Regions from separate parts of the Mus musculus genome. Here region 1 is linked to region 2. Evidence: chromatin loops called from intact Hi-C (ENCODE). Cell type or tissue: left cerebral cortex. All regions are shown on one strand. Links, peaks and the distances in the headings refer to the core of each region. The heading gives the core; the rest is flanking DNA.

Evidence for each region. A loop is a pair of places that touch in the nucleus more often than their neighbours do. Peaks named below come from ENCODE experiments on the same cell type or tissue, not always from the same donor. Only the 100,000 strongest peaks of a DNase experiment are listed, where the experiment ranks them.
Region 1: it touches region 2 in a loop (2.4-fold over the local background); 2 of 42 quality-filtered maps call a loop at or near these places.

The regions. Positions count from the first base shown.
Region 1 is chr7:4,306,417-4,322,482 of GRCm38, reverse strand. No RefSeq gene overlaps it. Among named protein-coding and RNA genes, the nearest start is that of Ncr1, 23 kb to the left of the region's middle. In left cerebral cortex, for the core only: no CTCF peak of the experiment used is centred there; a DNase peak (open chromatin) is centred at 6,758.
Region 2 is chr7:4,396,870-4,412,935 of GRCm38, reverse strand. It overlaps Gp6 (glycoprotein 6 (platelet)), which reads left to right and starts at 15,192. Exons shown (of 8, transcript NM_001163014.1): 1 at 15,192-15,285. The coding sequence starts at 15,252. It also overlaps the pseudogene Atp6v0c-ps1. In left cerebral cortex, for the core only: no CTCF peak of the experiment used is centred there; no DNase peak of the experiment used is centred there.

The DNA of each region.
Region 1 (16,066 bases), core at 2,972-10,971, 90 kb after region 2:
TTTCAGCAGGATAGCCATTTTGACTATATTAATCCTGCCAATCCATGAGCATGGGAGATCTTTCCATCTTCTGAGATCTTCTTCAATTTATTTCTTCAGAGACTTGAAGTTCTTATCATACAGATCTTTCACTTCCTTAGTTAGAGTTTGGAGCATAGATATTCAGAATTGAGTGTTCATCTTGGAAGATTTTACCTTTGATGTATATGAAGTGTCCCTCCTTGTCTTTTTTGATAACTTTGGGTTGGAAGTCGATTTTATCTGATATTAGAATGGCTACTTCAGCTTGTTTCTTCAGACCATTTGCTTGGAAAATTGTTTTCCAGCCTTTCACTTTGAGGTAGTGTCTGTCTTTTTCCCTGAGATGGGTTTCCTGTAAGCAGCAAAATGTTGGGTCCTGTTTGTGTAGCCAGTCTGTTAGTCTATGTCTTTTTATTGGGGAATTGATTCCATTGATATTAAGAGTCATTAAGGAAAAGTATTTGTTGCTTCCTGTTATTTTTGTTGTTAGAGTTGGGATTCTGTTCTTGTGGTTGTCTTCTTTTAGGTTTGTTGAAGGATTACTTTCTTGCTTTTTCTAGGGCGTAGTTTCTGTCCTTGTATTGGTGTTTTACTGTTATTATCCTTTGAAGGGCTGGATTCATGGAAAGATATTGTGTGAATTTAGTTTTGTCATGGAATACTTTGGTTTCTCCATCTATGGTAATTGAGAGTTTTGCTATGTACAGTAGCCTGGGCTGGCATTTGTGTTCTCTTAGGGTCTGTATAAGATCTGTCCAGGATCTTCTGACTTTCATAGTCTCTGGTGAGAAGTCTGGAATAATTCTAATAGGCCTGCCTTTATATGTTACTTGACCTTTTTCCCTTACTGATTTTAATATTCTGTCTTTAGTGTTTTTGTTGTTCTGATTATTATGTGTCAGGAAGAATTTCTTTTCTGGTCCAGTCTATTTGGAGTTCTCTAGGCTTCTTGTATGTTTATGGGCATATCTTTCTTTAGGTATGGGAAGTTTTCTTCTATAATTTTGTTGAAGTCATTTGCTGGCCCTTTAAGTCATTCTCATCTACTCCTATTATCCGTAGGCTTGGTCTTCTCATTGTGTCCTGGATTTCTTGGATGTTTTGAGTTAGGATCTTTTTGTATTTTGCATTTTCTTTGATTGTTGTGTCCATGTTCCCTGAGATTCACTCTTCCATCTCTTGTATTCTGTTGCTGATGCTCGCATCTATGGTTCCTGATTTCTTTCCTAGGGTTTCCATCTCTAGAGTTGTCTCCCTTTGGGTTTTCTTTATTGTTTCTACTTCCATTTTTAGATCCTGGATGGTTTTGTTCAATTTCATCACCTGTTTGGTAGTGTTTTTCTGTAACTCTCTAAGGGATTTTTGTGTTTCCTCTTTAAAGGCTTCTAGCTGTTTTCCTGTATTTCCTTCTTAAAGTCCTCCATCATCATCATGAGAAGTGACTTTAGATCTATGTCTTTCTTTTCTGGTGTGATAGTGTATCGAGGACTTGCTATGGTGGGACAGTTTGGTTCTGATGATGCCAAGTACCCTTGGTTTCTGTTGCTTCTGTTCTTACGCTTGCCTCCTGCCATCTGATTATCTCAAGTGCTTGCTGCCCTCAATATATCTGATTGGAGCCTGACCTTCCCAGTTGATTCAGGACTCCTGAGTCCAGCTTTCTCTGTGATCCTTTTATTGTGGGCTCCTGTGAACCTGAGCTTCTGGGTGTGTCAGTTCTTGGTAGTCAAATTCCTCTGAGACCCTGAAATACTGGTGTGACCCAGCTCCTGTTATCCTGGGATCCTGTTGTCCTAAGATCCTGGGCATGTTACAGTGCTGGGAAGTGGTGTCTCCTTTGAGGACCATGGAGCTGTCTGGTCTGTTTGAAACCAAGCGAAACCAGAACTGATCAAAAGGAACTCGAGCCTCTGGTCAGGAAGGGCTCTGGTGTCTTTGTTCCTTTGTCACAAGTCAGTCACAATCGGATTGGAACTGATGTTGTGTTCCACTTACCAGTGATCCTAAGATCGTGTGGAGAGTCCTCTGGGGACTGTGGGGGTGTCTGCTGATTCTGCGCCCAAGGTTACCTGGTGCTGCTGCCGACCGGAAGGGACTTGTTAGTTAGTCTCTTAGTGAGACTAGGAGAAAGTCTTTTCCAAAGGACAGTTCGCCAATTATTTATCTAAACTAAATAATTTTCCTTGAAAAATATACATATAGTAATGTTATATGGACTGAGCATGCTGTCATTATATATTTAGCAATATACGTGTATAATATGTACATTAACATTACACACACATACACACACATACATACACACATACACACTCGTTTTCAATATATAACATCAATTAAAGAAGAGGCCATTAATATGAAAGAGAAAAAGGCCATTAGCATGGGAATATGTGGACAGAGAAAAGGAAGAGAGAAATGAAATGATTTTTACATGAAGATTTAGTAGCAACTAATTACCAGCCATTTCCTTTAGCTTGAAAAAACTGAACATTTCCAGTGTCTGTTGGTCATGAACTCTCTCTGCCACTGTTTTTATGAGGAATCTTTTATATACTTCATTTCTGAAGGACAGTTTGTGACATTTATAGGCAGGTTATTTTGCTTTTCCAGTCACCTCATTGACTAGATCATCCTGGTCTCTTGTGGTCTGCAGGTCTTTGCTCAGAAATCTGCCATTAGCTGTACTAGAAGTCCTTATATGTCATTTGCTTCTTTTGTCATTCTGTGAAGGTCTCTTATGATAATAATTTCTCTGTGACCTTGATTATTTGTGTTAATTTTCTTTCATGTCAATGACCATCTTGGACCTGACCGTTTTCATATTTCTCTTTGTTTAAAGAATGCTCTCAATGTTTTCTCTAAATCGGTTTTTCTGTTTACTTTATTAGCTGTGTTTTTAATATTTTACAAATTCTTGAGTATTTTATACAATATATTTTAACAAAATTCATACCCCTACCTAGACTAATTCTAGATCTCATCTTCCCCTACCTGTGTGTATGTGTGAGCCTCTGTGTTCCTTTAATGAATTTTCATGACTCATTTGGTGTTTGGATGGTATGAAAAGTCCACTCATTCTTCTTCATTTAATTTTTATTCTGTTTCTGCTTTTACACATCAGATTATATAATGCTTGATACAAGCTTACAAGTAATTAGGTGTACTATTGAAGCATTCTGTTAACTTAAAACATTTTGCATTTAGTTTGTGTGTATGCATGTATATATATATATATGTATATACATACATACATACATACATACATACATACATACATACATACCATGGCACAGTGGTATGTATCAGATTACAACCTGCTGGAATAATTTCTCTCCTGTCACAAGGTAGGGATTGGGAATGGAAATCAGCTAGTCATATTCATAGTAGGAGCTTTTTCCAGTTTGGATTCTACATTCTTTTTCTATTGTGGGGACCTGGCTATTGTAGGTTTTTTTTGTTTGTTTGTTTGTTTTTTGTGCTGCAATGACTTATTTCCAATTTCACAAAATTTTTTACCCAGAGTTTCTTTGTTTGATAGATCATACTGTTACATCCCAATACCAGCCCCCTTCTCCTCTCAGTATGCCTTCTCACAGATCTTCTTCCCCCATTCTCTTCTCCTATGAGAAGCAGGAGCCCCCTGAGTATCACCCACCTGGCTCATCAAGTCACTGTAAGACTATACACATTCTCTCCCCCTGAGGCCAGACAAGCCATCTGAGTTAGAAGAATGGGATCCATAGGCAGGCAACAGATTCAGGGACAGTCCCCACTCCAGTTGTTGGGACACCCTAGTGAAGATCAAGCAGCACTTTTGCTACATATGTGTGGGATGAGGATAGGTCCAGTCCATGCTTACTCTTTCATTGGTGGTTCAGTCTTTAGAGCCCCAAAGGGTCCAGGTTAGTTGACACTGATGGTCTTCCTGTGAAGTCCCTGATCTCTTCCTGTCCCTCAATCCTTCCTCCAATTCTTCCACAAGACTCCCAAGCTCTTTCTGATGTTTGGCTATGGGTCTCTGCATCTGTTTCCAAATTGGCTTATGTGAAGCCTCTCAGAGGACAATTATGTGAGACACCCTTTGGCCTACTTCTGCCCGAGGTCTCTGGCACATCAGAGAGATGCCCCTACCATGCACCCACTGCTGATTTTCATTGTGTCTCCCAGGCTCTTTTTACACCTAAACCCACCCCAGCTCCTTTCACACTACTACCCAATTTCCTCCCTCTTATCTTATCTCCAGTATCTTATTTTATTTCCCCTTCTAAGAAATATTCAAACATCCTCCCTTGCGCCCTCCTTGTTATGTGGCTTCTTTGAGTCAGTGGATTTTAGGAAGGTTATACAGTGCTTTATGGGTAATATTCAATTATAAGTGAGTTCTGTGCTTTTGGTTGTGGGTTACCTCACCTAGGATCATATTTTATAGTTCCACCCATTCGCCTACAAAGTTCATGAAGTCCTTGTTTTTAATAGCTGAGTTGTATTCAATTATATATATGTACCACATATTCTTTATCCATTCAGTGGAGGGACATCTTGGTTGTTTCCAGTGTCTGGCTATTATGAATAAACCTACTGTGAACACAGTTGAGCAAGCGTCCTTGTAGGATAGTAGATCATCTTTTGGGAATATGCCCAGGAATGGTATAGCTGAGTCTTGAGGTAGAACTATTCCCATGATCCTGAGAAATGAACAAATTGATATGAAACCATTTCTAGAATGGTTGTAGAAGCTTACAGTCTCACCAGCAATGGAGGTGTTTACCTTGCTCTGCATTCTTGCCAGCATGTGATTTCCCTTGAGTTTTTGATCTTAGCCATTCTGATGGTTGCAAGGTAGAATCTCAGAGTTGTTTTGATTTGCATTTCCCTGACAACTAAGGCCTTGAACCTTTTAAAGTGTTTCTTGGCTATTACTGACTCCTCTGTTGAGAATTTTCTGTTTAGATCTGTACCTCAGTTTTTAATTGGGTTATTTTGGTTGTGGATGTCTAAGTTCTTGAGTCCTTTATATATTTTGAATATTACCCCTTTATCAGATCGAGGGTTAGTACAGATCTTTTCCCAATCTGTAGGCTACCATTTTGTCCAATTGATGGTGTCCTTAGCCTTGGAGAAGCTTTTCAGTTTCATGGGGTTCTGTTTATTAGTTATTTATCTTAGTACCTGGGTTATTGGTATGTTGTTCAGAAATTTTTCTCCTGTGCCATTGTGTTCCAGAGAGCTTCTTACATTTTCTTTTATTAAATTTAGTGTATCTGGCTTTACTTTGAGGTGTTTGATCCAGTTGGACTTGAGTTTTATGCAGGGAGATAGATATGGGTCTATTTGATTCTTTTTCATGCTGACATCCAATTAAACCAGTTGTAGAAGATGATTTCTTTTTTTCCCCCCATTGTATGGTTTTGGCTGAAATATCAAGTGTCCATAGGCATGTTTGGATTTATTTTCAGGACTTTGATTTTATACAATTGATCACCTTGTCTGTTTTTTTTTTTAACCAATATTCTACAGTTTTTATTATTTTTGCTTTGTAGAATAGCTTGAAACCAGGGACGGTAATATCTCCACAAATTCTTATTGTACAGGATTACTTTAGTTATCCTGAGTTTTTGGGTTTTCAATACAAAGTTGAGAATGTTCTTTCAAGATATGTAAAGAGTTGTGTTGGATTTTTATGGGAATTGCATTGAATGTGTAGATTGTTTTTTGGTAAAATGACCATATTTACTATGTTAATCCTACTAATGCATGATCCTGGGAGATCTTTCCACCTTCTGATATCTTCTTCAATAACTTTCTTCAAAGACTTTAAGTTCTTCTCATACAGATCTTTCACTTGTTTGGTTAGAGCTACCCCAAGATATTTTATATTATTTGTGACTATTGTGAAGGGTGTTGTTTCCCGATTTTTTTTTTCTCAGCCAGTTCATCATTTGTTTAAAGGAAGGCTACTGATTTGTTTGTGTTCATTTTATATCTGTACATGTTGCTGAAGTTGTTATTCAGCTATAGATGTTCACTGGTAACATTTTTTGGGGTCTATTTTCTATTTTATCATATCATTTACAAATAGTGAAACCTTGACTTCTTCCTTTCAGATCTTTATTCCCCTGATCTTTTATTGTCTAGCTGCTCTGTCTAGAACTTTGAATACAATATTGAATAGGTAGGGAGAGAGTTGTCAACCTTGTCTTGCCCCTGATTTTAGTGAGCTTACTTTAAGTTTCTCTCCATTCAATTTGATGTTGGTTATTGGCTTGCTGTATATTACCATTATTGTGTTTAAGCCTTGTATCCCTGATCTCTCTAAGACTTTTAACATGAAATGGAGTTGGATTTTTCTCAAAGGCTTTTCCATCATCTAAGAAGATGAACACACTTGTTTGTATGGTGGATTATGCTGACAGAATTTTTTATATATGAAATCACCCCTGTATTCCAGGGATAAAGCCTACTTGACCATGGTGGATGATGTGTTTAATATTTTCTTGGATTTGGTTAGCAAGAATTTTATTGAGTATTTTTACATCAATGTTCATAAGGGAAATTTGTCTGAAATTCTATCTTTGTTGAGTCTTTGTGTGGTTTAGGTATCAGAGAGACTGTGGCCTCATAGAATGAGTTTAGTAATATTCCTTCTGTTTCTATTTTGTGGAATATTTTGAGGAGTATTTGTATTAGTTCCTCTTGGAAAGTCATGTAGAATTCTGTACTGAAACCATCTGGCCCTGGTTTTCTTTTTTGGTTGGGGAAATTTTAGTGACTCCTTCTTTCTTTAGGTGTTATAGGACTATTTTAGTAGTTTACCCACTCTTGGTTTAACTTTGGTAACTGGTATCTGTCTAAAAAAATTATCCACTTCATTTAGATTTTCAAATTTTGTAGAGTGCAGGCTTTTGAAGTAAGATGTAATTGTGATTGTTTGAATTTCCTCAGTATGTGTTGTATCTTCCTTTTCATTTCTGATTTTGTTAATTCTGGTACTGTCTTTTAGTTGGTTTCACTAAGGGTTTGTCTGTTTTGTTGATTTTATTGAATAACTTGCTTTGGGGACATGGATCTTCAGAAATGAGAAGTTCTCTTGGTGGTGTGTTTCTTTGTTGAGTATGAAGTGTCCTTCCCCATCTCTTTTGATTACTTTTGCTTGGACGTCTGTTTCATTAGATAACAGAATGATTCCTACTACAGGTTGTTTCTTGTGTCCATTTACTTGGAAAACACTTTTGCAGTCTTTTTCTTTGAGTAATGGCTATCCTGATATATGTTTCTTCTATACAGCAAAATGATGGATCCTGTTTAGGCATTCAGTCTGTTGGCCTGTGTCTTTTTATTGGGGAATTGAGTCCATTGATTTTGAGAGATACTAATGACCAAAGATTATTAATTCCTGCTTTTGTTTGTTTGTTTGTTTGTTTGTTTGTTTGGTTTTTTTTTTTTGAGACATGGTTTCTCTGTAGCCCGTAGCCCTGGGTGTCCTGGAACTCACTTTGTAGACCAGGCTGGCCTTGAACTCAGAAATCTGCCTGCCTCTGCCTTCCAAGTGCTGGGACTAAAGGCATGAGCCACCACGCCTGGCTAATTCCTGCTATTTTAATGTTGGAGGTGGTACTGTGTGTGTGTGTGTGTGTGTGTGTGTGTGTGAGTGTGAAAGAGAGGAGAGAGAGACTCTTGATTCTTTTCTTTTGATTTTAATGTGTGTGTGTGTAATGTATATGTGTCATGTATATATGTATTAATGTGCCAATGTGTATATGTGTCAATGTATGCATGTATATGTGTACATATGTACATGTATGTATGAGTATATTTGTCAGTGTGTATACATGTATATGTGTATATGTATCTATGTATAGATTACATATGCATATATGTATATATATACAAACACACATATATATTCATATGTTATATATGTGTGTATATATAAAACAAAACAGACTCATCCATATATGTGTGTGTGCATGTACAGAAATGGACTCACACCTGTAACTGTAATGATCAATGAAAAAAAAATGCTCTCAATGTAAGAATGTGAGGTGTTATGAGAAAGCTTGGAGAAAGAGTAATAGAAAAGTCTAGAGGAGAAGAAACAAAGAGGCGATAGGATTTAATTGAATTTCAGTAAAAATACTTTTTAAAGAAGAGATGAAGTTTGAATCAGGGTATCAGATTATACAATAATAGTTAAAGAGCTTGCCAAAGAATCCTTATCTTGTCTGGCCAAACACATTGGGATATCTATGTATCAAGGCATATATAGGAGGTGTCATAATACATTCATGAGGAATAATATTGGGATCAGTTAGGGCAGATATGAGATTCTCTAACACTCCTGATTTCTCCTCACATAGATCTCTCCACAGTATTTCTACTGTCTCAACAAAATTTGAAATACAAGGAGTCACCTACTCTAAGAAAACCACATCCATGCATCTTATAACTTTACAGGTTCAACATTAATGGGTAAAGTGAGTTTCCCTGACCAACCTCAAAGGACATTCCTTAATAGGAAGACAGACATCACTGACCAACTATTCCCTCCCCTTCTCTGATTAATTCTTCAGGAAATTATCCTTCATGTATAGAAACACTCTAAAACTAGTGAGTAAATGATCCCTCTTCTGTATTGTGGAAACTTAGGGACCAACACTTCTTGTGTTCATGAGTTGGATCAGCTGAGTCACAGCTCTGTATTCTTAACTTCATCATTTCCTTTTTCTGTGCTATGCACACTCCAGTGTAGTCTACTTGACAAGCCGAGAAGCCTGGAAGCACTCATGAGGCAAAGAGTTTCAGAGAAACTCACCTCCTGGAACCTTGGCATTCTCATAACCCGTATACTCATACCCTATCCCCGAGTTAGTCTGATGTATGGATCCATGTGCTCTCTTTTAGTATTATTTTATTATAAGTGCCCTTTAAGATTGAATTCTGACATAGCCTTCGCCAATGTTCCAATATCCTAGAAAATCCTTGAAGCCGACAAACTTGGAATTCAGTAGGAATTCAATGAGAAGGTTATCTATTCAGTAACATTCAAATTTACTTCTAGTAGAGACAGTGAAACTAATTAGGCATTACAAAGAATGGAGCTGGAATAGCTCAGGGAAGGTCTGCAGAGTGTTTACTTGGGACAATAGCGGGTCTTACCCAGACAAAGGAATACACAATGGCCTAGCTAATAGGTGGATTTACCATGAGAGAGTTAGGGAATCCCCCTGAGACAGGTTTCTTCACTAGAACCCCTGGTGGTGGGTTTAACAATAGACTAGCATTACACCTGGCTGCTTTCTTAGAGGTAAACAACAGTGCCTGGTCCCTGCCATCTTTTGATGTATACATTCCTTATGTTTTGTGTCACTGTAACTTGGCAGATGTATCTCACCTGGTTTCTTGTTATTCTTCTGTATAAAAAGTTCGATGCTCGACTTGACAAATTACATTCAGATTCTACACTATCTCCTGTGTTGCATCTGTCATTCATTGTCCATCTGCAACCAGAGACTCGTTCTACACTGACAGGGACCAAAGAGGGTCTGTGGCATTTCTGTTCCCAAACTCTGCAACATCAGAGGTTATTTAGTGACATCATGAGATACAAATTGACTTTATCTCTAATTTCTGCACCCAAGACCCCTGCAAGTGAACACTAGCCTAAAAGGAAGCAACAAGCAGAAGGCAAGATGTACAAACAATGTCTGTTGCTGAATGATCTTGACTTCATTTTTTTCCCATCTGGGAAACATTGTTTGGTTCAAGAGTATTGTATGTGTAGATGTTACAAAGCAGTTTACTTAATACTGGTATGAATATCTGGTTAAGATACTGAACACATGAAATTCATATTGTGTCTTGTCATTTTCTTTCAGTGGTATAACAGTGATGAAATGGGGCATGAGTCAAATGAAATAGAAGTAATTTACAATGTACGATGTAAGAGATAAAAATTGAAGATTCATGGTGACATGGTCTTTCAAGGTGTAGGAAAGCTGCACATTGATAATGGTCTTACATCAGTAACTTCTGCCTGCACAGTGCTTCATGGAAGGACTGATCATCTTGGATTTTATACTCTGAATTTATAGAAGCCTCTAGCTGAAGCAAAATCATTTTATAATGCACATAATAACAGAATTCTGGATATTCTGTGAGGTTTCCCCCTTACCTGCATTCATACTATATATAGCAATATTGTATTTACTCTAAGATTTTCATATGAGAAAATTCAGAAAAGATAGACATATGACAAGTCCCATCTAGATTCATATTTTTGGGGTGTAGGAAATAGTTTATTGGTCTTAAACTTCCATACTGTAGTCCATCACTGGAGAAAACCAGGTCAGAAACCTGGAGGCAGGAGCTGATGCAGCAGCCATGGAAGGGTCCAGCTTACTGGCTTGTTTCTCATGACTTGACCAGCTTGCCTTCATATAGAACTTAGGACCACCAGCCCAGGGGTGGCACCACCTACAATCATTAATGAAAAACTTGCTCTATAGGCTTGCCTACAGTCCAGTCTTGTGGAAGCATTTTCTCGACAGAGGTTTCCACCACTCAGATACTTTGTGTCAACTTTACATGAATCTAGCCAGTACAGGTCCAGTTCCCTTTCTCCATGCTGGAAATTTATCTGGCTTGAATTTGGGCAAATCTTGTGCATATTGTCACAGCCTCTGTGAGTTCTTTTTCTAAAGAAACGTCATATTATTTATTCGCACATTATTAAAGTAAGGCACTCAATTATAGAGATCCTAAGATTTTTGCCTTTTGTGTTCACATCTTCCTCCAGATAATCATGGGCTCCTGCATATTCAGATTAGACAGTCAGGTTTCATCACAGTTGTCTTCCTTATCTTTCTCATTCATTCTTGGTGGTCTCCCAAAAGGGATAAGTATTGGGAAGAAGTTGGTGAGTGACATCTGAGCAGCATAAGAAACTGAGACTGGAGTAATACAGGTGTGCATTCTTCAATTACTTAGCCCAGGACAGGGCCCCTGAGGCCAGATTTTCTAAAGAGAACACTGGAGCACTTGCTTGTTCCTTTAGCAGACCACTGACTAATACTTCAGGGTACCTTCATGACCCGTCCAGCAGGTCCAGTTATTCGAGGATCTCGAGGGGACCTCCTCCTAATAACCAAATGGGGGGTAGAGAGAGACGAGGGTCTTGTACGAATAACGACACGGAAACCGTTCTGAAGTTGTATCAAGACCCCTATGTATTGAGAAAGGTCCAAGGTTTAAATGCACAAGCAAAGGGGGAAGTACAGATACTTATCAGTGGGAGGGGTAGGGCAATACAAGTAAAAGGAGAAGTACTTATGGGAGGGGGGGCAATAGAAATGTACATTCTTAGGCAGTTACACGGGGAAGCAGGAACTTGGTGGTATCAGGGTGTGGTCAGGACATCCGTGATGACCTAGGGCTGGAACATCCCGTAGTTCTCGGAATCCATGTGTCGGTGGCCCGCTTTTGACCCCTTTTTTCTTCTTGGGGGGAGAGGCCCAATTCAGAGATCAGGACAATAGCGTTGCCTTAATGGCTCCCAACATCTCCCCCGTTTTAATATTTTTAAAAAGGCATATTGTATAATAAATTTGTAGCCACGTTTTTAACGATCACCTAAGCGTCTGTTTGCTCACCGGGTGATTCTCTAAAACCACGAAGGACACAAGGACAAGTCATCTATGAGGCTTGAATTAATGGTTCCAATCTTTTGGATATAACTTGGGCTAGCCAAGGGATTTAGGAATGAAGCAAGCTCCGTGGGTAGAGGTAGAGGTCTGATCCCCAGTGTGTAATGTTAGGGGCCATGTACAGGATTGACTCTCAGGCCCACAGATCTTTACCCAGAGTAACCCTGACCTGCTCCTGTGCCGTTTTTTTCTGGGGAAAGGTCCCTGGGGCACTCAACCTTTATGCAATCAGACATGCCTCTCAGAGACTGTCCAACAGCTTCTAGACTAATCTCTGTGCAGTACTTAGTCTTACAACTCTCACGGGCGACGGCTTCAAGTTTTAATTTTTTGATGTGTCTAGCCTGGGATGACTGTTTAGTTTCCAATGTGGCGAGAATGTATATTACCATGTCGGAAGCACAGACTACGGCAATCTATAAATGATTTGTGGCATGAGACTGATGGCCGAATTTAGGGGGAGGGGAATGATCTTACTTAAGCATTTTATGGAAATTGAGTCTCTCTCCGTGAGAAGAGGGTGATGAAGTGGCATCCGCGTCTGCCTCTTCTCCAATAACCTGCTTGTTATCACCAACGTCCAGCCAATGGTAATGAACTGAAACAAATGCACTTGAAAGAGATGAATCAATTTGAGATTTAACAAATCGAGTCAATTTCTGAAATGCCCAAGGACCGAAGGAAATCAATAGTAGGAGTTCCAATAGGGGTCCCAAAAGGGAGGGCAACAAGGTCGAAAGCCAGGGGGAGGTTGAAAAACCAGTTTTGGTAGTCTACCTTCCCTCTAGGCCATTGTAAATACTTGTGTATGGGTGTAACTCAGCTATCTACAGTTCTAAGTATCTACTCTGGTTCCTCTTTAGGTCTTAAACTTCCTTTTTCCTAGTTGATGGTAAGTTCCTGTGTAAGGCAATGACCTAGCTTTTATTAAAGTGATAGTGCAATGCCAGAGGCAATTCTGAATGTCACTGAATAGTCAACTTTCTTCCTGAATTCTAAACCCATGGTCTGCTCAAGGACTTTTTAGGACAGTGGAACACCGGTCAAGGCTTGGCTATGTCTAAAATTTCTACCTTTCTAGCCTTAATGTATGTTATATCCTGTCTTCTTACTAAGACTACTACTTTAAGACATCTTTTGCCTCTAAATTTTTATCTATATAATATGTTGCTCTGACAAAGCTATGGAAATATCCCTATGCTTATCATTAGCAAAATGGACAGTATGTAGCTGCTGATCTAAAGCTGTGGTAGATACCTTTTTAAAGTTTGCATTTTCAGATTTTAAAACCAAGGATCATTTTCTAACTCTAATGGGCAGCAAAGCATAAGCAGGTCTCTTACAAAAACATAACAGTAGATTCCTTATCTAAATTAGGATTTACACAATTAGTTAATTGACAAGAATTACAATGAATATTTTAGACTTGCCAAGATTGGCGATCTTAACTTAAAATTATCTAACAATAAGCATATAGGTAAGGTACACAAACTTTCATAGCTATAAGGAGCTGGCCTGAATGGCAAAAAACAGTCTCTGACGAAAGCATCTTGTACATTCTCTGTACCAGTCTTTTTGCCTCACGAGTCAGCTTTTTTAGTTGTTTGTATTTTAAGTTGGCACCAGGTTGGTACTCCTTGCTGCAGCCCATGGTGGAGATACAAAGTTTCTTTATCTGTTTGTAAGTGGATGCTCTCCGATTTCTCCTCTTTTGTGTACTCAGCACAGCTTTTTGGTCACCACTGTCAGGGCACTCACAGGTCACAGGTCAGCCTGTCACATTGGAAGCTAGCATGCTCTTGTAGCATTCTGTGGAAAAAACAGAAACATTCCCCCTTTTCCCCATATTAAGTATCTGAACAGGATCATGGCAAGTGCCAATAAGTGGATCCTTTTTATCTGCCCTAGACACTATTTTATCCAGTTTTTCCAAAACAAATATGTGATCCAAATAATGTGCACAGGGATATAATTTCTCTCCCCCCTTCTTTGTTTTTAAAGAAGGTATAGTTTTTAAAGTTTTATAATACCTTTTCTTTGAGAATTATAAAATATCTCAGTAACATGTGTAACATTAAATTGTTGACAAAACATCTTTTGGAGGTTTTGAAAATAAAATTTTTGAAGCAAATAAATTTTTCTTTTTTAGATTTTCTGTAACTAAAATCCTAAATATTAAAAATATGTTGCCTCTAAATATTATGGAGCAACGATTACTTTTCAGAACTTTAAACTTTTCTTTGGAGGCATTAGCTAATAGAATACTTTTTTTTTTTTCACTTAGGAAACAATATACACTGAAAGATTTAAACTTTGTTTCTTGTATTGAAGCAGACAATAAAAATTTCATACATATTGTAAAGCTATTTTAGCCATACCTACAGGCAAAATTATCTAGTGATCACCAGTTCACTAAAAGTAAAACTCTTTGAATTTAAGCATTATTTTAAACATCTGAATAGATCTGTAACAAAGCTAAAAAGAACTTTTCTTGAACACAGGGAAAAACTTTCTTAGGCACTGTTTGTAAAATAAAAGAAGGCCACAATCTTCTCTGGGCTACATTAACTTAAACGTAGAATATTTTTTAATCTGAGCATCTTGGCCCTCCTGTAATAAGGACCAGTTTTAGAGGAACAATTTAACTGTCTATGCCTCTAATTTTTGATACTCTTTCTTAAGGATGATTACTCTTATAATTATCTTAATTACAATATACAGATGAATTAAAGATCTTAAATTTGTAATCAAACTGCAAGCTGCAGTCAATGGAACACTAGCAATTTTAACCATAATTTTTAAGTTTTCGTTGTAATATTAGAATGTATCTATAACTTTTGGAAAGCAAGACCCAATTTTAAACAATTTATTTTCTTTAAAATCAATACTAGAAACATCACTATCACTTTACAAAGTTTGGCTGCTCATTCATGAATGCATGACAGTGTAAATTTTAATGTTTTATTAAAGAGATATTGTTTTAAAATCTTATCTCTATAAGTCTATTTTTTAGGATAAGAATTACACAAAATTTTATCTCAATTTAGAAGTATCTTTAGAGGACTAGTTTTCTGGGCTGTTTTATGCCAGGTGCTTTTGTTTGAAAATGACTCTAGCCTTAAGTTATTACTTAAGCTAACTTTGTAACCAGTGTTATACCTTTTTAATCATACCCAAATAACTTATAAGCCAATTTTTTATGACCAAAATATGTAGATCATATTTATACCTTTAAGACCAATCAAAAACCAAATGAAGTGGCTTTACGAATCTTATAAATTTAGATCAATTAAAGACTTTTACTTTTTATAGCTATACTTATAAGATAAAAACACACTTTGTCATTTGCTAAATACAATAATCACAAAATTGCAGAGAATTTTTTAGGAAAGAACAACTATCAGCTTATTTGCCTTAGAACTAAGAGGTTGTAGATTCGAAGTTTTTCAGCAGGACCTCTCCTGCTGTGCTTGATTTTGGCTAAAGGGAAGGGCCTCTCAGCCTCAATTGTGCAAACTGAGAGTGATTCAGCAGGTAAAGTTTTAACCATTTTTTTTCTTCTTTTTAACATGAAACATAAAACAGCCAGTCATTCAGACAACGAAACAATCATTTAGACAACGAGACAAAAAACATACATGAATTGACGTGATTGGTGCAAAAGAGGGTAGAGAGCTTCTCCTGTAGGGGCCAGAGAGAATAAAACAGGGCGTCCCCCGATTTCTCTCTGTCCCTGGGAGAGTTTTAAAATCTATTTCTCTATTTTTTCCTTTCCTTTCCTGCTTGTAAGAGGCAGCTTGTCAAACCAAGATTAAAATCCAAAATTTTCTAACAGCTTCTGGCAAGCATCCAAAACTTCTAATTTATTTAATCTGAGGGCAAATTTTTGAGAAAACACACAATCTCTATACACTAAATGTCTCAAATAGCCTAAAAGTTTACCATGCTAAATCTTTTTTGAAGTCATTATTAGTCCACACTTAGTTAAATAATTTATAGCCATCTGTAAAAACGCTCTCTATTTTCTGCAACCAACAAAAACACCATTGACAAAATGAATTATATATGTTTTAGGAAATTATTTCTTAACTTCCAATAAAACCTAATCTATGAATTTTTTGACCTTTACGAAGTCTCTTTAAAACCCATTTTTATTTACTCTAAATGTGTTATTGCAAATCTCTAGCAAGGGCCTCGAAGCATGCCTGGGCCCAACACACAACTTCTTACCCCAGAGAGTTCTGTCAAGGTAAGCTGAACTGACTCAAGGGGAAGCTGCCTAGCATCTGAAAGCAGGGTAAAATTTTCAAATAAGGCTATGCCCTCATAAAAGGGCGGGGAAG
Region 2 (16,066 bases), core at 3,641-11,640:
TATATCCTATCCTGTGACTGATGTTGGAAAAGGACTACTTTGTGGAGAGGATTAGGGCCACGATGAGACCGTAGAGGCCAAGCACCTTTGCAAAGATGAGGATCAGGATCGTGCCCACGAACAGTCGAGGCTGCTGGGCAGTGCCCCGAACACCAGCATCTCCGACGATGCCAATGGCAAAGCCAGCAGCCAGGCCACTCAACCCCACACTCAGGCCAGCACCCAGTTGAAGAAAACCTGTAGAGGGTGATGCCATCAGTCAGGGAGATAGCGATAAGTACTGCCACCGCCAGGCCGTAGATGGCGATGATCCCAGCCATAACCACTGGGATGATGGACTTCATGATCAGCTCTGGCCTCATGACTGACATGACTGCAATGCCAGTGCCGCTCTTGGCTGTGCCATAGGCGGCTCCCATGGCGCTGAAGACCATGGTGGACGAGGCGCCCATGACACCGAAAACCGAAGAATATTCGGGGTTGTTCTTGATGTCAGCCATGCCTGCAAGCAGGGAAAGGACAAGCTCAGTGGGCGGCGGTGGGCTAGGACAACGGGACAGCGAGCGAGGAGGCAAGCGAAGATCATCGAGGCAGCGGATGGGAAGGCGACCCCCTTACTGCTTTTTTTTTTTTTTTTTTTTTTTTTTTTACCTTCTCCCACCCTCCTCCTGCACCTCCCCTTACTGCTTTTAATATTCTATATTTATTTAGTGTATTTGTTGTTCTGATTATTATGTGTCAGGAGGAATTTCTTTTCTGGTTCAGTCTATTTGGAGTTCTGTAGGCTTCTTGTATGTTCATGGTCATCTCTTTAGGTTTGGGAAGTTTTCTTCCACAATTTTGTTGAAGATATTTGCTGGCCCTTTAAGTTGAAAATCTTCACTCTCATCTACTCCTATTATCCATAGGTTTGGTTTTTTCATTGTGTCCTGGAGTTCCTGGATTTTTTGCGTTAGGATCTTTTTGCATTTTGCATTATCTTTGATTGTTGTGCCGATGTTCTCTATGGAATCTTCTGCACCTGAGATTCTCTCTTCCATCTCTTGTATTCTTTTGCTGATGCTCGCATCTATGGTTTCAGATTTTTTTCCCAGGGTTTCTATTTTCAGTGTTGCCTCACTTTGGGTTTTCTTTATTGTGTCTACTTCCCTTTTTAGGTCTAGTATGGTTTTGTTCATTTCCATCACCTGTTTGGATGTGTTTTCCTGTTTTTCTTTAAGGACTTGTAACTGTTTAGCAGTGTTCTCCTGTATTTCTTTAAGTGAGTTATTGAAGTCCTTCTTGATGTCCTCTACCATCATCATGAGATATGCTTTTAAATCCGGGTCTAGCTTTTCAGGTGTGTTGGGGTATCCAGGTCTGGCTGAGGTTGGAGTGCTGGGTTCTGATGATGGTGAGTGGTCTTGGTTTCTGTTAGTAAGATTCTTACATTTACTTTTCACCATCTGGTAATCTCTGGAGTTAGTTGTTATAGTTGTCTCTGGTTAGAGCTTGTTCCTCTCTTGATTCTGTTAGCCTCTATCAGCAGACCTGGAAGACTAGCTCTCTCCTGAGTTTCAGTGGTTAGAGCACTCTCTGCAGGCAAGCTCTCCTCTTGCAGGGAAGGTGGACAGATATCTGGCATTTGGACCTGCCTCCTGGCAGAAGATGAAGGCCCAAAACAGGGCTTGTCCCAGAATTTGTGTAGCTTCTCTAGTCCACACTCTCACCTGCGCAGAGTTGTCTCGGCAGGATCCCGGAACCAAGATGTCTCCCCCAGATGCTGTGGCAAAGCCCTCCCGGGCTGGGGCGGACACCTCTCCTCTGGGAGGGAAGGTGCTCGGGTGTCTGGAGCCCGAAACACGGTCTGCCCCAGAAGCTCTGTGGGTTCCGCCTGTCCCAGAAGCTGTTAGCCTCTGCAGTCCACACTCTCACCTGTGCAGACCAGTCTTGGTGGAATCCGGGAACCCTGTGAGATGCATTCTGAATGATGCTGTACCACTTGTTTACTGCTAACCCCCAGCAACATTCCTTCTGAATTGTGTGTGACAAGTACAGCACTAGCCAATGGTGATAGAAACTTTGAAAGAGTTTGTGCTAGTTTCAGAAAATAAAGCTTTCTTTTTAAACAAATAATTTTGTTTTGGCTGTTGGAGACTGGTTTCTCTGTTTACCCATCCTGGAACTTGCTCTGTAGACTGTGGTGGCCTTGAAATCAAGGTATAGAACCTTGAGAGACTGCCTACCTCTGTCTCTCAAGTGCTGAGATTAAAGGTATACGACACTCCTGACTGTTTAGTTCATGTTTACATTAAAATTTTAGGTCAGGTATTGTCACAGGCAGACATATCTTTTATTCCAGTACTCAGATCTCTGTGAGTTTGAGAAAATAAGTGTTATTATTGTGCAAAGAGAATCTCTTATAAACATCACCTGTCAATAAAAAAGCTGATGGCCAATGACCTGAGGCAGGAAATAGGAGGTAGGACACTGGCAGGAAGAGAGAAGGTTCTAGAAAATAGTAAGTATAAATGAGAGATTCAAGAGAGACCCAGGGAGACATTGGAGATATGAGATGGACTGAGGGGGAAGGTCATAAGCCAGCAGGTAGAGGAATTTGGAGAGTCACTTAGGAGATGAAAGGAAAGAAGTAGGCTGGGGAGATGTGATATGAGGGATGCATGGTACTTGAGCACAGGTAACCAGCCACATGGCAGAATGTAGGCTAGAATAAATGGGGTTATCTTTAGTTATTTCTAGTCAGAGAAGAGCCCAGCTATATGGCCAAGGTATTTGTAAATATATTTGAGTGTGAGTCTTTTTTCTGGGAACATGGGACTGGGAGGAAGAAACAGGCCATTACTTCTTCTTTTTTCTCCCCCAAAATAGTCCCCACTGCTGCTTTCCTGTTACAGAATTTCATTACACTTTCAGTTTCCTACATATCTTAACTTCTCTTTCCTTATGGCCACCATTTTTAGTTTCAATATACAAACTCTCATAGTTTTAAAGATTTATTTATTTTATTTTATGTATATGAGTACATTGTAGCTGCACAGATGGTTGTGAGCCTTCATGTGGTTGTTGGGAATTGAATTTTTTTCTTTTCTTTTTTTTATTAATTAGATACTCTCTTTATTTACATTTCAAATGCTATCCCAAAAGTTCCCTACACTCTCCCACTGCCCTGCTCCCCTACCCACCCACTCCCACTTCTTGGCCCTGGCATTCCCCTGTACTGGGGCATATAAAGTTTGCAAGACCTAGGGGCCTCTCTTCCCAATGATGGCCGAGTAGGCCATCTTCTGCTACATATGCAGCTAGAGTCAAGAGCTCCGGGGGCACTGGTTAGTTCATATTGTTGTTCCACCTATAGGGTTGCAGACCCCTTCAGCTCCTTGGGTACTTTCTCTAGCTTCTCATTTGGGGGCCCTGTGTTCCATCCTATAGATGACTGTGAGCATCCACTTCTGTATTTGCCAGGCACTGGCATAGTCTCACACGAGACAGCTATATCAGGGCCCTTTCAGCAAAATCTTGCTGGTATATGCAATAGTGTCTGGGTTTGGTTGCTGATTATGGGATGGATCCCCAGGTGGGGTAGTCTCTGGATGGTCCATTCTTTCATCTTAGCTCCAAACTTTGTCTCTGTAACTCCTTCCATGGGTATTTTGTTCCCTATTCTAAGGAGGAATGAAGTATCCACACATTGGTCTTCTTTCTTGATTTTCTTGTGTTTTGCAAATTGTATCTTGGGTATTCTAAGTTTCTGGGCTAATATCCACTTATCAGTGAATACATATCTAGTGACTTTTTGTGATTGGATTACCTCACTAAGGATGATATCCTCCAGATACACCCATTTGCTCCAAAATTTCACAAATTCATTGTCTTTCATAGCTGAGTAGTACTCCATTGTGTAAATGTACCACATTTTCTGTATCCATTCCTCTGTTGAGGGACATCTGAGTTCTTTCCAGCTTCTGGCTAATATAAATAAGGCTGCTATGAACATAGTGGAGCATGTGTCCTTATTACAAGTTGGAACATCTTCTGGGTATATGTCCAGGAGAGGTATTGCTGGATCTTCTGGTAGTACTATGTCCAATTTTCTGAGAAGCCACCAGACTGATTTCCAGAGTGGTTGTACAAGCTTGCAATTCCACCAGCAATGGAGGAGTGTTCCTCTTTCTCCACATCCTCGCCAGTATCTGCTGTCACCTGAATTTTTGATCTTAGCCATTCTGACTGGTGTGAGGTGGAATCTCAAGGTTGTTTTGATTTGCATTTCCCTAATGATTAAGGATGTTGAACTTTTTTTCAGGTGCTTTTCAGCCCTTTGGTATTCCTCAGTTGAGAATTCTTTGTTTAGCTCTGTACCCCATTTTTAATTGAATTTATTTGAATTTCTGGAGTCCAGCTTCTTGAGCTCTTTGTATATATTAGGTATTATTCCCCTATTAGATTTAGGATTGGTAAAAATCCTTTACCAATCTGTTGGTGGCCTTTTTGTCTTATTGACAGTGTCTTTTGCCTTACAGAAGCGTTGCAATTTTATGAGCTCCCATTTGTTGATTCTCGATCTTACAGCACAAGCCATTGCTCTTTTGTTCAGGAATTTTTCCCCTATGGCCATATCTTCAAGGCTTTCCCCCACTTTCTCCACTATAAGTTTCAGTGTCTCTGGTTTTATGTGGAGTTCTTTGATCTACTTAGACTTGAGCTTTGTACAAGGAGATAAGAATGGATCATTTCTCGGGAATTGAATTTTTAGGACCCCTGCTTGCTTTGGTTGGCTCTGCTTGCTCCTGTCATCTCTGGTCAACTCTGTTTGCTCAGTTGCTGCTTGCTCCAGCCCAAAGATTTATTTATTGTTATACATAAGTGCACTGTAGCTTACTTCAGACACACCAGAAGAGGGGGGCAGATCTTATTACAGGTGGTTGTGAGCCACCATGTAGTTGCTGGGATTTGAACTCAGGACCTTTGGAAGAGCAGTCGGTGCTCTTAACCACTGAGCCATCTCACCAGCCCCACTCACATAGTTTTAAATGTAAGTTTCTTGCATGAGTGAAAACATGTGGTATTATCTCCCTGAGTCTGGCTTACTTGGTGTAATATAATGATTTCCATTTTCTTATGGGCGTCATGACTTCATTTTTCTCTCCAAATGTATAAAGTTCCATTCTGCCTACATACTACATTGTCTAATTTATGTGCATCTAAGCTGCCCTGTGTAAATTTCCTATCTGCTGTGACTAGTGCGATAGAAGTGCACACAAATGTGCAAGACCTTGCTATGTTGACTTAGAGTTTGCCAGGATTAGCTACGAAGCTCCATCCCTTTTATTAAAACAAACAAAAAGAAAACAAACAAAATATAATATATTAGACACTGTTTGCCCATCACTTTGTAGGCTGTTATTTAATTTAGAAATGTCTTTGTAGATTGTAACATTTTTCAATTTCTGAATGTCATATTTCATGTTTGACTTCCAATTTTTATTGTAAAGCCCTTTGCCTGTTGTCTCGTGATTGTCTTTTCTGCAGGTGGTTCACTCGGGCTCTCAGTCAAGATTAGTGTATGCTCTTCCCAGACTATCTGGAAGAAGTTCTTCTCTAACACTAGAGGGCTGCGTGTTATCCTTTATGAACCACCTCCCCAAATGAACTTTGGTATTGTATTTAATTTCTCTCATCAGTTAGGTATGCTGGTGTATGCTATGCTTATGATACCAGCTGAAGGCAGCTGAAGTCAGGAAGGTCTCAGGGTTGAAGTCACCTGGGGCTACATAGTAAGACTCTATTTTATAAGACTTATCATAGCCACTACCTCTATGATCAATCACATATTGTTTTGTTAGGTAGGTTCCCTATAGTTTCCTAAATACCTAGTTCTGTGTTTGCTATAAGGTAAGCACTCAATAATTCTCTGATTGAATGAGTAAACTAATGTAACCGACCTTTAATAACAGACTACCTCTGTTTTCTCATTGCAGGTCCATCTGGGTCTCCCATTGTGATTTGGGTCACAGTTGCTGCTGTCTGCTTCCTCCTCCTCCTTCTCCTCCTCTTCCTCCTCTGCCTCTGCACCATTGGGCCAAATGTAGTATGTTCCGGGATGGGGAAAGGATTAGTCTGGGAGTGGTGTATGGGGGTTGGTGGGTTCTAAGGCTGATCGTTGTCTTTCTGTAGAGACCAGCAGTGATGAGATCACGAGCCAAGTGAAATATAAGAGGTACGAAAATTTGACTCTTCCAATAAATACACCTCTGCATCTCCATCTAAGACTATTGTCTGAGTACTGGAGATTGAAGCCAGGGCCCCTACTGCTCAATGGACATTCTTAACTCCTAAAAATTCTACTTATATGTCATTTCTTAGGGATAACTTAACTTTTCAACTTCTTTTTACTCAGCTCCAGCCCAGTCATGGACATCGAAGAAAACAGTAAATGTAAGGTGGAGTACATCTCTCTGAGGAAAGGGATGCTTGGGGGACTTAGACCTTCAAAGACGAACAGAAGAGGTGGGAGGTGCCACTCTGCTGCGTCATGTTGCTGTCTTTCCCTAGGATTCTGTTGGTCATTTATGAAACATAAAATACACAGCTATATAGCTTAAAGGCTCATGTGAAAGAGGCCTACTCTCTCACCTTTCCTTCCAGATGATGAGTTGGAATGCATTCAGCCTGAGAACTGCAGCCAGGTGCACACACAGGTGAGCTTTCCCTACCTTTCTGTCCTTCGTTCCTAGAATCCTACCTAGGTGTCTCCCGATGACAGGCATCTGCAGCAGAAGACTCAAAGGAGGTGACTTATGCCCAGCTATGCCAAGAGAACATGCATTCACTTCCCTCCAATACTCTTCACCACACGTCTACACAGACCTGTGTATATGCCACACACAGATTATCCCAAGAGGAGAGCCAGAACTAGCAATGAGGCATGCAGGTATTTCTTCAGCAGAGGGGGGTGTCATGAATGATGAATGAAGCTTCTCATGCTCTTCAACTCAAACCATCAGCTTGGGGATCCAATGAACTCAAGTGTGGAGAAGCTTGTTAACCACGAAGAAACTCTGGAGCTCACAGACATCACTCAGCAAACTGTGATTCCTTGTGATTTGCTCATGTACTCACTTGTGTACCTGTCAGATATAAACAGATAACTTTCCTTGGGCTCATGTTAACTTAGTCAGGGTTCTCTAGAGTCACAGGACTTATGGATAGTCTCTATATAGTAAGGGAATTTATTGATGACTAACAGTCTGCAGTCCAATTTCCCAACAGTGCTCAGCAGCAGCTGTGAATGGAAGTCCAAGGATCTAGCAGTTGTTCAGTCCCACGAGGCAAAGCAGGCGAAGAAGAGAGTGAATCTTTCTTCTTCCAATGTCCTTATGTAGGCCTCCAGCAGAAGGTTTGGCCCAGATTAAAGGTGTGTGCCTCTACCTCTGGATCTGGGACTTGCTTTGTCCCAGATGACCTTGAACTCAGAGATCTTCCTGTCAATCTTCTGGGATACATAGCTACTATGCCTCAAGATCTCCATGCCAAGATCCAGGTCAGAAACTTGTATCTCCCAGCCTCCAGATTAGGATCACAGGTGAGCCTTCAAGTTCTGGATTGTAGATATAGCCAAGATGACAACCAGGAATAGCTACTACACTTAGTAAGACACGATTTTCATTATCTACTGAAAGAGGAACAAGAGGACTCCTTTTGATTAGTGATACAGAGCACTTCAACAGTGTTATCCTTAATCTTGGCTGTTAAGTTGATGGGTTTCAGAATCATCTAAGAGATAAACCTGTAGGTGTATCTGCAGAGCTCCTCCAGAGATGTTTACCTGAAGTGGAAAGACACACCATGAATATAGGTGATACTATTTTATGGAGCAGGGTCTTAGATTCAATATAAAGTAGAAATTAAGTGTAACTTCATTATTCATTGATCCCTGTCTCTGCTTCCTGACCATGGATTCAGAACGTCCATCTGTATCACGTGTCTACCACTACACACCTATCTACTGTATCCTCACTTTCATAATAGACTACACCTTAAAGCTAAGTCAAAATAAACCCTTGGTGATGATTATTCTCAATTGTCAACTTGATGAGTTATAGTCTCCTGGGAGACTGGCCTCTACACATAGTTGTAAGAGAATATTTTGATTACGTTAATTGAGGTTTGAAGACCTGCCCATTGCATTCCCTTTATTGGGCTTCTAGACTATGTAGAGATAGTCAGTTGAGCGCAGTATTCATTGCCTTCTTATTTTTGATTGTGGGTGCAATATGTTAGCCATATCAGGTTCCTGCTGCCTTGACTTCTGTACCATGATGAACTGTAACCATGGACTCTCCCTTAAGTTGCTTTTTGTCAGTTTTTTTAATCATAAAAACCAGAAAAATAACTAAGACCTTCTCTCTTCCTCAAATTGATTTTATCACAGTCTCCAGAAAAGCAACTAATTCAGAAAACAAAGAGGTTGTCACTCTCTAGAGCTTTTTCAGTAAAACTTTGGGTTCCAGGTTTGTAGAATCACTCAGGTTTGCTCATGGAGACATCCAGGCACCAGGGATAAGTCAAGAGTAAAGAGAATTCTTGCCATCATTTGGTACTGTGAAAAATACTGAAACAAACATGGGACTTCAAGAATCTTTATGAGGTGGTGATGTTAATTCACCTGTGCATATATGCAGAAGAGATGATTTGGGTAACACAATAGATAGGTCTTTTCAAATTTATTTAATAACCTCCATATCATTTTCCACAAAGACTGTTCCAGTCTATGTTCCCTCCAACAGTGTACAAGTGTCCGCTATTCTCCACACTCTTTCCAAAACTTTGTCACCTCTTCTCTTTGGTGATGGACATCCTAGCACATAGAATAATGTGCTTCATTATGACATTTTACAACAACCCCCCCAACCGCCCCCCACCATTGTACTTTGTTCATATTCCCATTACCTTCTTTTGTTTCCACTTCTACAACTAGTTTGGTTTTTCTCTGAGAGTAACTCTGAAGGAGTGCACCAACTACTTCAGATTAATTAAGGTATAAAGAGGAAAAGTTAACTAGTGTCTGTAGGAAGTCTCTGTAAGGAAGAAGTCTCATATTGTAGTCTATATAGGATCTTGTTGCTGCTAGTTTTTGTGCATGCTGGTAAAATCATTTGTCAACACTCTTTCTTGGACCAGAGGAAAGCTTTGCTATCCCTCTGAGCCTTACATGGGGAGGGTTATGACATTACTGTGGATCTGAAGTATTGGGGTCCTTTACAGTGCTGTTTCCATGTCAACAATACACATTCTTAATATCTGTTCCCCACAGATATTATATTTCATCATATTCATGTATGAAATTAAAAAATTATTTATTAATCATTCCATTCATTTACATCTCAAATGATATCCCACTTCTAGGTTACCCATCCACCAACCCCCCCATCCCACATACACCCTCTTCCCCCTCCCCTTTGCCTCCATGAGGGTGCTCCTCCACCCAGCCACCCTCTCATGCCCCACTGCTCCAGCATTCCCCTATACTGGGGCATCAAACCTCCACAGGACCAAGAGCCTCCCCTCCCATTGCTGTCAAGCAAGATCATCCTCTGATACATATGTATCTGGAGCCATAGCTCCCTCCTGGTACACTCCTTGGTTGGTGGTCTAGTCTCTGGGAGCACTGGGTGGTCCAGTCAGCTGATGTTGTTCTTCTTATGGGGTTGCAATTTCCCTCTGCTCCTCTGGCCCTTTCGACAGCTCACTCACTAGGGTCCCTGAGCTCAGTCTGATGGTTGGTTCCAAGCATCCACATCTGCATTGGTCAGTTGCTGGCTGGACCTCCCAAGGAACCACCATACTAGGTTCCTGTCAGCAAGCCCCTCTTGACCACAGCAACAGTGTCGGGTTTGGTGTCTGCAAACATTATGGATCCCCAGATGGGGCAGTCCCTGGATGGCCCTTCCTTCAGTCTCAGTTCCATTTTTGGTCCCTGTTCTTCCTTTGGACAGGAACATTTCTGCATTAAAAACTTTGAGATGGGTGGGGAGCCCCATCCCTTGACCAGGGGCTGTGCCTATCTACTGGAGGTAGTCTCTACAATGGAAGAGTTGAGGGGAGGCTGAGGTTGAAAAACATATTTTGAAAGAAGAATAAATGAAAAATAAAAAATAATGGCATAAACTATTTTTTAAAAAAGATTTTATTTATTATATGTAAGTACACTGTAGCTGTCTTCAGACACACCAGAAAAGGGCATCAGATCTCATTATGGATGGGTGTGAGCCACCATGTGGTTGCTGGGATTTGAACTCAGGACCTTCGGAAGAGCAGTCAGTGCTCTTAACCACTGAGCCATCTCTCCAGCCCCTTAAAAGATTTATTTACTTTTTTTGTTTTGTTTTTGCTTTTGTTTTTTCGAGACAGGGTTTCTCTGTATAGCCCTGGCTGTCCTGGAGCTCACTTTGTAGACAAAACAAACAAAATAAAATGACCTCTTCCAAAGAGTGAAGAGCATAGACTTTTGGAAGGAACTAACCTTCAGTTTCAATTTTCAGTAAAATTACATTTAGTTCATGTAATGGACCAGACTCTATTATTTATTTATTTGTTTGTTTGTTTGTTTTTCGAGACAGGGTTTCTCTGTATAGCCCTGGCTGTCCTGGACCTCACTTTGTAGACCAGGCTGGCCTCGAACTCAGAAATCTGCCTGCCTCTGAACCAGACTCTATCTTAAGGATGGAAGCCGTTTTGTTATAATGTCAGAACAAGTTCTTCTCTGTTTGTTGCAAAATTCTAGTTGACTGTGCTTTACCTGTTTCTGAGATTTGACTTGCTTCCTACTGCTTGGAGTTTGACTCACACCTTGAATATTCCCTGATAAGATATCCTGCCAGATAACTTCAAAATGTTCAATCAAATTCTTATATAACCAAAGTTCCTCTGGGAATTCCTCAACCCTTGAAAACCCTAATCTTGCAGTTTTTGGACTATAGAAACCCTACCCTTTCCCATGTTCAATGCTATATTTTCAAACTCTGCTTTAGGGAGGTAGCCTTGTCTGACAGAAAATAAAGCTTGCTTTAATTTGATCGAAGAATTTGGTTGATGGTCTTTACTCTTATGGGTGGGATTAGTACTTGCAGTTAGTGGCTAAGGTTACACAGACTGGCTTGCCCTCAGATTGGCATAGTTTAGAAGACTGGATGGGCCCAGGTTTTGGGTATATGGGGGGAGGTACAGAGACCTTCATTATGCTGGAAGGGAAGAAGTTTTTGTGTTACTATCATAATAATGATAGCAATAATATCAGTAATAATGATAATAAATAATAGTATGCATGGGTGTATTTATGCCAAGGCCCAATGTGGAGGCCAGAGAGCAAGTTGATGGAATTGGTTTTCTCTGTCCACCTTTAGGTGGGTTCTGCAGATCAAACCCAGGTCATTGGGTTTGCATGGCAAGCACCTTTACCTACTGAGCTAGGGATCGAATAAAGGCCATCAGACTTGGCAGCAAGCACCTTCACTTATTAAACCACCTGGTCAGCCTCCAGTGTGTGTTAGTTCTTAAATAAAATTTGACATCAAAGTGAAGTAGACTTATAAGTTCAGATCTGGTAACTCTTTCCTGGGTATATAGTGGTGTGTTGCTTATTAATGTGCCATTTCATTCAACCATGGGTCACATATACAGTTGTGGTCTTACATGATTACAATATGCCTAAGACACTCTTATTAACTAGTGACCTTGCAGACATTGTAATTTGGTGGCTCAATGCATTTATTCATGTTTTAACAGGCCAAGTGCATTGTTGATCATATAAAAATATAGCAGTTGCCCATACTTTGTATAGTCAAAACCAATTCTTTGTGGTAATCTACCATCTGTCTCTTTCAATATTTCTGCCTCACTCTTCCATTATGGTTCCTGAGCCTTAGGAGAAGGGGGTGTGATGTATTTATTTATTTATTTTACTTTTGAAATTATGTCGCAACATAATGGGTTTCACGATGACATTTCCTCACACTTGTCTCCTGTACTTAGCTCACATTTACCTCCGTTACTTTCTCTAGTCACCTGTCACTGGTTCTCTTCTTCCTATAAATGGTCTTTCTACAACTTTCATCTGCTTGTATATTGAAGACAGTTCCATACAAGTCCATTAAATGTGCATAGAGTGACTTTGGCCAATTGTTGCTTATAGTCCTTCAGCAAAGGTATTTGGATATAGTTTGCTTGGTCATTCTTGGGAAAGTGGTGGAGGATACCGTGGTAGAAGAAGATAAATGTCCTACAGATTATAGGGAGTTGATAAACTCATAGCACCCAATGGACATATAAATGACTTTTACACAGTGTACAGTGCACATCTTTGTTATACATGTTTCATATACTCTGCTCACACTTACCTCCATCACCTTTTCTAGTCTCCTTTTTGAAAAAAGTTTTTTTATTGTTATTTATTTACATTTCAAATGTTATCCCCCCTCCTAGTTTCCCCTCTGGAAGCCCCCTCTCCCATCCCCTCCCCCTGCTTCTATGAAGGTGCTCCCCCACCTACACACCCACTCCTGCCTCACCACCCTAGCATTCTCCTATGCTGCGGCATCAGGCCTTCACAGGACCAAAGGCCTCCCCTTCCACTGATGCCAGATAAGGCCATTCTCTGCTACATTTGCAGCTGGAGCCATGGGTCCCTTCATGTGTACTCTTTAGTTGGTGGTTTAGTCCCTGGGAGCTCTGGTGTGTATGGTTGGTTGATACTGTTCTTCCTATGAGGTTGCAAACCCTTTCAGCTCCTTCAGTCCTTTCCATAACTCCTTCATTGGGCTCCCCATGCTTGGTCTAATGGTTGGCTGTGAGCATCCACATCTGTAACTTGTCAGGCTCTAGTAGCGTCTCTCAGGAGACAGCTATATCAGGCTCCTGTTAGCAAGCACTTCTTGGCATCAGCAATAGTGACTGGGTTTGGTGGCTGCATATGGGATGGATCCCCAGGTGGGACAGTCTCTGGATGGTCTTTCCTTCAGTCTTTACTCCACTCTTTGTCCCTGTATTTCCTTTAGACAGGAGCAATTCTGGGTTAAGAATCTGAGAAGGGTGGGTGGCCCCATCCCTCAACTGGGGCCATGCCTAACCTCTGGATATGGTTTCTACAGGGTCTCTCTTCCCTTTGCTGGGTATTTCAAATAATGTCATCCTTGTTGGGTCCTGGGAGCCTCTTGATTTCCTGGCATCTGATACTTTCTTTTGGGTACCCCCATTTTCTCATCCCCCATTGCTACACACCTCTGTTCAATTTCCTGTCCATCTCCCCCATCTCCTCCCACACCTGATCCTGCTTTCCTTTTCTCCTCTTCCTCTCCTCTCTTCCCCCCAAGTCCCTCACATCCTCCCCCTCTTGTGATTATTTTGTTCCCCCTTCTAAGTAGGACTGAAGCATCCACACTTTGGTCTTCCCTCTTTTTGGGCTTCACATAGTCTGCAAGTTGTATCAAGGGTATTCCGAGATTTTTGCCTAATATCCATTTATCAGTGAGCACATACCAGGTGTGTTCTTTTGTGACTGTGTTATGTCACTCAGGGTGATATTTTCTAGTTCCATCCATTTGCCTGTGAATTTCATTGAAGTAATTGTTTTAATAGCTGAGTAGTACTCTATTGTGTAAATGTACCATATTTTCTGTAGCCATTCCTCTGTTAGTCTCCTCTTCTTTCAGATTTACTTTTATACATGTGTGTCATATGAATGAAGGTGCCAGCAGAAGCCAGAAGATGGAACTAGATTCTGTGGAGCTGCAGTTATACGTGGGTGTTAATCCAGCCAATGTAGTTGTTGAGAAGTTAGCTAAGGTCCACTGGAAGATCAGCAAACACTTGACCACAAAGCCGTGTTTCTTTTCACTTTCTTTCCTCTTCCTCCTTTACTCTCCCTTCTTCCTTTGATCTTCTTTTTGTAACTTCCTGAGTCCAATTAGTGCTCGCCATACACACATAGGTGTAGGGCCATCCAATGAAATATGGGCAAGCTACCATACACACATAGGTGTAGGGCCATCCAATGAAACATGGGCAAGCTACCATAGGTCAAACCACTGAAGAATGATGACTTTCCTGCCATTAGCGGCCATCACCTACCAAACGCTCCTCAATTAGGGGTGGGGTAATTAAAAAATTAACTTCAATTATATGTATGTATGTAAATGAGAGGGAATTGGATTCTTTGGAGCTGGAGTTATAGGCTAATGTGGCATTGGTGACTGAGCTGCAGTCCTTTGGAAGATCACTAAGTGATTTGAACTTCTAAAAATCACTCCATATGTCAGGAATGAGGTATGTTTTTCACTTTTTGGAGTTATAATGATCCTGGTAGGTATATGTATTTGAGAGGGCACAATAAAGAATCCACCTAAATGGCTGCTCCATCTCCTAGGAGGGGAGAGTTGTTTTTTTTTTTTTTTTTTTTTTTTTTGAGCAAGTCAGACTAAATATCCAGAGGCATCTGGGAGAGTCCAGACTAGGAATAAAAAGAATCAGACAGGACTTGGCCAGGGCTAGAGCAGGAGAAATAGCAGAGAATATGGAAATAGCAAGAATAAATGGCTGTCTAGAAGAAGGAAAGTCTGGGATTTGAGAAGGGCCAGGATGCTAGTGTGGGGTTTTGAATGGTATAACACCTACTTGTGAATAGAGACTGTAGGAGCCTGGAGACAAGCCTGGGCTTTGATATGCAACCATAGGTATGTGCCAATGGAGAGGCAAAGGAGATGACTTCTAGATATCTAGAACTGTTTCACAAATTCTTGAGAAATGCTGACTTTTACCTAACTGCCAGAAATTCTTCTATAGTCTAGCTTGAGCTGGGCCAAGATTCTTATTTCTGTACTTATGCACTGCCCTTTGGAGTTTGGGGAACTGGAATGACCTTTGGACCTGGCAGTCTATGAAGTATGGACTATGCTTTCCCTAGTAACCATTAGGGATTTTATGGGAGTCTAAGACACAGTTTATGCTCCTCCAAGGCAAACAGACATACAGGCTGCCATACAGCTGGCAAGAAGAGATAAGTGGTGGCTTTAAAAGCTGTGTGCAAGTCATCCTACTGAGGAGATGACCCTGTCTTGATGATTCTCAATTAGGAAATCTGGGGCTGGTAGAAGCAGGGAGGAGGGGAGTTCTTCACCCTCAGCGCATCCTGTTCCTATGTTCCAGGCATCTACAACTTCCCTGCTTGGCCACATAGCTCAGGACTGGGTTGCAGAACCATGTCTCCAGCCTCACCCACTTTCTTCTGTATTGGTGAGTCCTGAAGGTGACCTGGGAAATGCTTAGAACAGTCCCTATATATAAAGAAATTAAAAACATCTTGTCAGTGGTAAATTTCAGTACAATAATGGTGTCTATGGGGTTCCAGTTGCTGGACGGGAAAATAGAGATGTGATATGTTTGGTTTAATTATTTTAATTTGCTTTGGCTTGGCTAGGACACTTGAGCATGTGTTCCTGGGCTGGTTACACTTTCCCCCCTCTATACCAGAAACACCAAGGTGCTCTCTCTCTCTCTCTCCCTCTGTCTTTCTCCTCTCCCTCTGCCTCCTCTTTTTTCTTTTCACTTGAAAAACATTTATTATTTATTTATTTGTTGTGTGTGAACTAAAAAGGAAAGGGACATGATTGCCCCTAGATATTGTGGAGAAAAAGGTTTATTATAGATATGTGGGAGAGCATAGCCAGAGGCAGGGACTTCTGGGAGAGTTCAGAGAGGATGTGACCCTGAGTCATGTGGGGAGAGGGAGGAAGGGAAGATAGAGGGAAGAGAGGGAAACCAGGGGCAGCAGCCAGGAGACCCAAAGGTACAAAGAGAGAATGGGTAACCAAAATGTTCAGCACTCCAGTGGTTGTTAAAATTCTGAACCTTTGAAGCCTTAGTATAACAATAGCATAGTGAGCAAAAGAAATCCGAAAAAATTTCTTTTTCCATCCATCCATCCATTTATTTATTTATTTATTTATTTATTTATTATCCAGATCTCCAAGTCCTCCCTCACAGGCATCTCTCCCTCCTCCTCCTCCTCCTCCTC